2 separate regions of the Homo sapiens genome follow, and region 2 is linked to region 1. The links are chromatin loops, found by intact Hi-C in ENCODE. Cell type or tissue: CD14-positive monocyte. All regions are shown on one strand. Links, peaks and the distances in the headings refer to the core of each region. The heading gives the core; the rest is flanking DNA. Region 1 overlaps MYCBP2 (MYC binding protein 2). Region 2 has its middle 23 kb from the start of MYCBP2.

Region 1 (4,400 bases), core at 264-4,263:
TCTTTTTTCTCTCTTTCTGGGATTCCAATTATATGAATATGAGACCATCTGACTTTGTCCCACATGTCTCGTTCTCTGTTTGGTTCATCCCATTTTTGTTTCCGTGATTGAATTCTGTTATTTATTTATTTATTTATTTTTGGCCTGTTTGCAAGTCTGTGAAACCTGTTTTTCTGTAACTTACTCTGCTTTTAAAATCATATGAGAAGTTCTTAATTTCAGATGTTTATTTTTCAGTTTCAGAATGTCCACTTGGTTCTTTTTTTATAAATTATGTTGAAAATTGCCAATTGCATTATTTTACACATATTGTTAATCTCTGCATCTCAGGTACTTGCCTCCTAACGTTAATATCTGGGTTTTCTGTGAGTCTGACTAATTTTCTGGTTTTCTCTTGATTATGTGTCTGCCACATATTTTGCTTCTTTTGATGTCCCTTAATGTGTTTACTTAGTGTCCCCGAACTAGACTAACACTGTGTATGAATGAACATGATTTTCTTTCAGATCATGTGTTTTCTCCTAGAGAGGTGTGCTCTTTGCTGTGTCAGACAGATAGAATGAGGAGTTTGATTATCTCAATCCAGTGAGGGATTACATAGACCGCTCCCTCCCTCTACTAGGATTCTGTCTTCTTACGGAAGTTTTCTCTTCCCTTTTGACCCAGCCTCTTTTTTTTTTTTTTTTTTTTTTTTTTTGAGATGGAGTCTTGCTCTGTAGCCCAGGCTGGAGTGCAGTGGCGCGATCTTGGCTCTTGGCTCGTCACAACCTCTGCCTTCCAGGTTCAAGCGATTCTCCTGCCTCCGCCTCCCTAGTTGCTGGGATTGCAGGCGTGCACCACCATACCCAGCTAATTTTTTGCATTTTTAGTAGAGACGGGGTTTCACCATGTTGGCCAAGCTGGTCTCGAACTCCTGACCTCAAGTAATCTGCCCGCCTCAGCTTCCCAAAGTGCTGGTATTACAGGTGTGAGCCACCGCGCCCAGCCTTGACCCAGCCTCTCTATCATCCTTCAGTGTTCCAGTTACATTTCTGAGGAGATATACCACTGGGAAAGCTGTCTATGTATCTAGAGCTTTTCTAGATTCCAGTCTGTCATTTCAGCCCACATGGGCATCTAAAGCACTACTAGTCTCTTGTTTCCTTTATTAGAGTTCCTCTGCTTAAGCCAAGCTCAGTCCTTACTCATGCCCAAGCTCTGCAGTTACCCCCATGGAAGAACAAGCCAGTGGTCTCAGCTGCCTTGGAAGTGCTCTTCCACCTCTGGATTTTTTGTTCTTTTAGTCCTCATTGCTTCCACAGCTTTCTTACGTTGGTTAGTCTGGTCTTTGAAGCAGGCGCATTGGCCTGCCTCCTATCTAATCACTTACTTTAGGGAAGTGGAAGTCAGAAGTTTATCTTTATAAAAAGAAAAGGCAGATAATTTTAGGAGTGCTTATTTTTATAAGCATAGTGATGTTTTGAATAGTTTTATCTGTGTTGCATACTCATAGCTATAAAGCATTTTTTTCCTTTCTGATATGGGCCTGTTTATCAAAATATGCCCCAGATCTGGGGCGAGCAAACAAAGACCCACAGACCAATGAGGCCCAATTCTTGTTTTTATGTAGCCTGTGAACTAAAAGTGGTTTTTACATTTTTAAAAGGTTGAAAAGAAAATAAAAAAGGAAGAGAATGTTTTGTGAGCATTATGTGAAATTTGGAAGTTTTATTGTAATATATGCACACTCCTCTCTTTATGTGCTGCCGATGGCTGCTTTCGTGCTGTAACCATTGAGTAGTTGCAACAGAGATCTTGTGACTCACAAAGTGTAAAATATTTGCTGTGTGGCCCTTTGCAGAAAAAATTTCCCTATTCCTGCTTTACATCACAGGCTCAGGAATTTTTTATTTCTTATTACTAAGAGAAATTAAGCAAAAGATTGAAACCATTTTATTCCAGAAGTTCTGTAAATTTGGATTTATTAAAATCTTAGCATTTTAGAGGATTTACAAGGAACCTCAGTCTCCTTCATCTCTTTATTTTGCAAATGAAGCAGATTTGAGTGAAAGAGGTTTTAAAATTATGACTACATTTTTGGTATAAAGTATACTCAGTAATAAGCTGATAGAGAAACTATTGATCTATATCACTGAATAATTTGCAAAATTGATTTGTTCTTATATTGCAGAAGTATTTGATTTTTCTTAAGCAGTGTAGCTCTTAAGAAAATATTTTTGGAATTTTTAAAGTAAATATTTTAAGATAAATATTTAAGGCATGTTAATAGCCTTTTCCTTTTATTGTCAACCACAATTCTTTCAAATCTGATGGATATGAAGTTATTTTTGTGAGAAGACTGAAAGTCTTACAGGACCAATTCCAGACATTCTTCATTAAGCTTCGATTGATTTAGAATATAAAGCCCTAAATCATCAGAAATTCCAAGTTAAATTGTTAATGTGTAAGACTGGTTTTTAGAGTTTCTCTTTTATATTCCCATCCTCAGATATTGTGAAAGGTTTAAGCTTAGTTCTCAAATATAGAGATATAATGGTGTGTTATATTACTAGCAAATGGCATTTTTAAATTTTCCAATGTTGAATACAAATTTTGTTTATATAATTTTCAACTTATTACTGGCTCTTTTAGAAAACTTCTACCTCTTCCTCTGCAAACCAAATCAACAACAACAACAAAAAACACAGTAAAAGTAATTTATAATTAATTTGGGAATAGCTAGTTCTTGGATGGCCTGTACTTAAGAATTGATGGGTTCAGATTCATAAGAATTGTTACAACCAATTAAATGCCATCATGCATAGAAAGAAGTATTTTAGAAATGTACGTAAAGTCATTTGAACTTTAAAGAAGTTCCATTAGATAAAACAGACACAAACATTGGTCTCTAATTGGGAAAATTTGAGTCAGTTATAACTTGTCTTTAGGAAATCTATCTGAATTTGGATTTATATATTCTACTTCTCTGAAAATTGGTTTGGAATAAATTTTGATGCTTTTATAAGTTATATAGAAGGGGCTAACCTCTTAGTAGTTATGTATTCCTGTTGCTCAAATACCTGATTTCACTCAGGTAATCTTTAATATAAAGGAAAGTTGGTTTCCTAAATAGTATGAAGAATACGTATTGTGTTTTATTTATTTATTTGTTCATCTGATATTTATTGACCATCCCTGATGCTTCACATTGATGCAGGTGCTGAAAGTACACAGTTGAAATAGACATTCATCATGCCCTCACAATGCTAGTAGTTGAGTAGATTCTATAAGCAGGTATATGTATTTATGTTTAGCATTTGGCACTGTTAATCTTTCTCTTTCTCTTTACTTTTATGGCATACTATCTTGTGGAAATCTCATCCACATACATAGTTTCCATGACCTCCTTTGTACTAAAGTCTGTGCAAAATAATCCCAAGGATAACTCCTTAGTGGGCCTTTCTGGCTAGAGATGCTTTAAATGCACTCATGTCGATACCATAGATGTAGATACCTTATTTTAATCTCTGAGTAAGGCATGTAGCTGTAGCTCTCAACTTCCTCATTTCTCCCCTTCCTCACTCTTTCTCTTATACTTTCTCTTTCTCTTAAAATACTCGTTGAGTACTATATCCCAGGAACTTTTCTGGACAGAGGCTAGAGTAGTGAACAAGAAAGACAGGGCCCCTGCACTATTGGAGCTTTTAGCTTGGCGAGGAAGCAATACATTAAACAGTTCCATACATAATTACAGTTATTGGCTGTACAATGAAACATAAATATACGATGAATGAGAGTGTATATTAGGGAAACTCATCCAGTGTGGGGAGTTAGACTTAAGTGACACTTATGCTGAGACCTCGAAGATAAGTAGTGGTTAGCAGGAGAAGACGTGGTAGAGAATTTCAGGAAGAGGGAAAACCTTTGTGAAAGTTGTGATGAAGCTTAACAGGTTCAGACAACTGAAAGAATATCCTTCTTGCTGGAGTATGATGAATCAGGTGGAAAAGAATGCAAAATGAGGCAGGAGAGATTGATGGAGGTCAGTTATTGGAAGAGGATCTTTTAAACGATGTCGGTGCTTTTGGACTTTATCTTAAGAGAATTGAGAAGATACTGATTTTTAAGCTGGGGAATTATCCACTCAGGTTTGTGTCTTTAAAAGTTGAGTTAGGTTCCTATGTGAAGAATGGATTGAAGGGTATGGATGTGCAGAAATGAGTTAAGCTTTTGCAGTGGTCCAGGTAAGAGGTGGTGGTAACCTAGCTTATTAGCATTGCAGCAGTAAAGATGGTGTGGACAGATTCAATAACTGTTTATGAGATATAATTGACCAGATTTTGTGATTATTTTGATTTCAAGAGTGAAACTGAAGGCAATGTCAAGGATAACATTTTCATCTGCTTGTTACTCTTGTCTAT
Region 2 (4,347 bases), core at 348-4,347, 50 kb before region 1:
ATAGTATGGATCCTTGAATTCTTTTATTTTTAAAATTTATTTGTCCATAGACTTTACTTTTGGGTTTAAATATTGGGGACAAATAAGCATCATATTCCTTAAATGCTGACTGGTCAACTAAAATTAAACAATTAGCGTATTTTATCATGTACGTGGTTATTAAAGAGTTCTAATTCAGGAGAGGTATAAATATAAGATGGTTTTGTTTTCTTTAATCAAACACACTTTGTTAATAACATCTTAGGCAGATTCCAGATTCCATAGGATGCAGTCACTTTTTTCTCAGCTTCCTCTCCCTCTAGTACAGGTTTGACCAGTAGCCAAAGACCCTAAATTGTGAAGAGAGGTATAGTCTGCTCACCCAGTTCCCTTTTTCCTTCTTCTTCAAAGTGTAGGTTCAATGGGGACAGGAGCGAGGAAAGAGGGATTGAGGCAAATTGACCAGGTGGAAAGATAGTTCTTTGTACATTAGTTCTTGTTATTGGACTGGTCATGAATACCCACTGTCCCAGGCATCCAAAACACTGGCTCTCTCATGTGGTGCCTGCGTGAGTTCTTTGGCAATGGTGAAGGACTTCTCCACCACACAGTTCCCTAAACTGTGGGAGACCTGGCTCCAGTTCAACCCCTTTAAGTCCCTTTTACTCACATACTCCCACCATCTGTGGGATACCCACAGTCTCCAGCTATTGGAGTCTCCTTTCCTGGCAGGAAGTGATCCTAAGTGGTATTCCGAGTAGATGGCTCAAATCCAGCTCTATTCCTTCCTTCTCACTGGACTCACAGAAACTCATATATCCTGTCCTGTTGGAAGATTGGTTGCATTAAGAGTTCCAGTTCTTTTACCTTCCTTATGTCCACACCCTTTAACATGACCTTGCAGACTCCTTCAGTAAAGATATGAAGTTTACTTTCCTCTTCCTCAAGTCTAGGCTTGCCTTTGGATTTCTTTGTCCCAAGATGATTTTATTTTCTTTAATTGATGCTGTTTTGGGGTTGAGGGATTTCTTCGGCCAATGGGTCATTAGCAAATAAGACACAAGCAGGAACTTGGAAAGTGTTGATGCAATTGGGCTTGCATGCTCTTGCTCACTGCCATCACCATGAGAAGGCCATGTTTGTGTTGACCCACTGATCCAAGATCTGAAATGCCAAAGCTATACTAGTTGACAAATTCCTAAGTCACTCAACAGCCATCACCCCTCAGAAAAATGAGTGAACCCAACCCAGATCAGCTGAAACTCTCAGATTTTTGAGTGCAATAAATGCCTGTTGTAGCCACCACAATTTCATTTTGTTTGTTATGGGACATTATTGTGGTAATAGATGATTTGTATACTCCATCTAATTGTGGTTATACAAGCTGGTCCATTCAATTTCTTCTTTCCATCTAGCCTTCTTTCCCTGATTCCCTTTTCCTATGCTCAGATAAACACAAGGGAAGAGCATCACGTTGACTGCCTAAGCAAATTGTCATGAACTTTGAAGACTCTGAAAGTTACTTGCAAGCTAAGCAGTTAGCAAGCCATAGCTCCAAGGATGCTGGTAAGAAACACAAGACTCCTAGGTCAGAGAAAAACGGTTTATTCACAGCAAGAGCAGTAGCCAGAGTATCATCAATTTTGTGCTGGCTCCTCAAGCCCCAGTTCCCAAAAGGAGTCATGAAGAGGTGCAGATGACACCTACACATGAAGTGAGCTGCATTTCAAGAAACTTTGAGCTTAGGGAACCCAAATCTTTTTTTTTTTTTTTTTGAGACAGAGTTTCACTCTTGTTGCCCAGGCAGGCTGGAGTGCAATGGGGCAATCTCAGCTCACCACAGCCTCCACCTCCAGGGTTCAAGCGATTCTCCTGCCTCAGCCTCCCAAGTAGCTGGAATTACAGGCACGCACCACCACGCCTGGCTAATCTGTATTTTTAGTAGAGGTGGGATTTCTTCATGTTGGTCAGGCTAGTCTCAAACTCCTAACCTCAGGTGATCTGCCCACCTTGGCCTCCCAAAGTGCTGGGATTACAGGTGTGAGCCACTGCACCCGGCCAGGAACCCAAATCTTTTAAGACAGGCACTCGGGGAGCCTAACTTTTGCTTAGAGGCAGGTGTCTTTATGATACTAGATAGCAAGCATGCATGCCCTTTGCTCTGGAGGGATACACCATCTCTAACTTTCAAGGCCGTGTGCTAGACAAACATCCTTGAAAAGACCAGAAAAGGTGGTCCATGCTTTGCTTGTAGGACATGTGGGTGTGTGAAATAATGTGGGTATGAGGAATTTTCTCTTAACACAGATGTCTTCCAGGAAACAGAATGACAGTCCCTTTTTCTAGTCAATTATTCCCAATGTTTAGAAGAGATTCTCTGGTTTCCTCCCCTCTCCCTCCACTTCCACTAGGCTGACAACTCCCAGCTCTTTCTCATTCTCTTGACTTTCAGGCTTCTTATAGAGACTGAGAAAGGATGATGGGCACCAGTCATTGCAGAACCAGATCTGTGGTCTCTAAGCAATCCCAGCCTTCAGTTAACAGGAAAAGTCCCTGTTCTGTTACAAATGAACCATATTGCTCAATATGTGTGTGGACAACAGACTGACTTAAGAAATAATGCAATCAGGCAGCAGATACTTGACAAAAACTCAGAGATGCCCAAATTTCGATGTACAGTATAGATGTGTACTATTGGAACTTGGCAGCAAATGCCATATGAATAAGTCTTGCAGAAATCTTAGGCAGAGTTCCTTTTAGGCTATTCCACATCTCACATAATATACAGCCTATGAGGCAAAAAACACTTAGACTCACCCAATAATAAATACCCTTTTTGTGAATGACATCTCAAAGTTAACAGGCAAGCCACAGATATTTGCAATATTGCAACCAATAAAGGATTGATATTCAAAATATTTAAGGATTCCTTAGTATCCATGAGAAAACAATGGGCAACTGTGATGGCCATGGAATTGCATTACCCAGATCTCCCTTCAAGAGAAACTGCTAAGGAAGAGCAGTTGGCAGATAGCTGCAACACCTCTGGATCCACTGTAGTGTTCATATCAAGGCCAGGTTCTCCAGGTCAGCTCCCAGAGAGCAACTGAACATGGCAAGCATCTAGGGTCTGACTATTCCCTCCCAATACCAGATTACTCTGACAGGTGTTCTTTATTCTGGGACTCCATATTGGTCCAGCTGAGACTTTCTCAGAGCTGCATTGCAGTGAGAGACTTTTACCCTGACACTCTTCCTTCTCTCTTTTCACAAGTGTCAAACATGCATTAAGGCCTGGAGGTTTTCCCTATCTACCCCAATCACATTTATCCTTCACAGGCATTCCCCCTAACCAACGTCTCTGTAGATGTCTATCTTGGTGCATCTGCTTCCTAGAGGACTCAGACTGACACAGGAACCCCATAAAAGACAGCAAAAGATTTGAACAGGGCAGGGCGGGGTGGCTCACGCCTGTAATCCCAGCTCTTTGGGAGGCTGAGGCTGGTGGATAACTTGAGGTCGGAATTTGGGACTAGCCTGACCAACACAGTGAAACCCCATCTCTACTAAAAAAAAAAAAAATACAAAAATTAGCCAGGCGTGGTGGCATGTGCCAGTAGTCTCAGCTATTTGGGAGGCTGAGGAAGACGAAGTTCTTGAACCTGGGAGGCAGAGGTTGCAGTGAGCCAAGATCACACTACTGCACTCCAGCCTGGGCAACAGAGCAAGACTCCATCTCAAAAAAAAAAAAAAAAAAAAAACTTGAACAAGTAATTCATAAAAAACAAAGCCCAAGCCCAAATTAGGTATACATAGATACACATACAATACACACACACAAAGGATGAAATGTGGGTTGAAAAAAATCTACCTCAATATATGAAACTGAGGATCAATTGAAGGAAAGAAAATGGAATTACAATTCAGAAAAGTAAGCCCCGTTGAAAAAAGTGGGGTTATTTATGGACCAAGCAAAGGACTATAAAGATCAGTGGTCCTGGTAATTGTAATGGTCTACATTTACTGAGCTCTTACTATGTGTTGAGCACTGCTCTGAGTTCCCATGCACAAACACAGGTACTACTATAACCTCTATTTTAGAGATGAAGACATTGAGGGACACAGATTAGCTAGTGTGTCCAAATTATTTTTAAAAAAATCCACTCAAGTTCTATTTAAAGGGTCATATATATACATGGTTTAGAGACTCTATTCTAAACGCTATTTAAAAATATGATGGGAAATGAAAATAGGAAGAAATATAGCATTCAACCACATTTTAATTTTGTGATCTTGGGCACATTTCTTTAGATGAGGAAACATTCAGTTTCCTCATCTAAAACATAGGGATAGTGCTGTTTAAATTTT

The links. Hi-C counts contacts between places; a loop is a spot of excess contacts. Peaks named below come from ENCODE experiments on the same cell type or tissue, not always from the same donor. Only the 100,000 strongest peaks of a DNase experiment are listed, where the experiment ranks them.
Region 2: a loop joins it to region 1, with 1.9 times the contacts of the local background. A loop is called at or near these places in 3 of 110 quality-filtered maps.

What each region holds. Positions count from the first base shown.
Region 1 is chr13:77,297,720-77,302,119 of GRCh38, reverse strand. All of the region lies in intron 1 of MYCBP2 (MYC binding protein 2), which reads left to right. Among named protein-coding and RNA genes, the nearest start is that of MYCBP2, 27 kb to the left of the region's middle. In CD14-positive monocyte, for the core only: no CTCF peak of the experiment used is centred there; DNase peaks (open chromatin) are centred at 1,319, 1,799 and 3,539; H3K4me3 peaks cover 2,016 bases; H3K27ac peaks cover 3,575 bases.
Region 2 is chr13:77,347,742-77,352,088 of GRCh38, reverse strand. No RefSeq gene overlaps it. Among named protein-coding and RNA genes, the nearest start is that of MYCBP2, 23 kb to the right of the region's middle. In CD14-positive monocyte, for the core only: no CTCF peak of the experiment used is centred there; a DNase peak (open chromatin) is centred at 2,518; H3K4me3 peaks cover 817 bases; H3K27ac peaks cover 2,491 bases.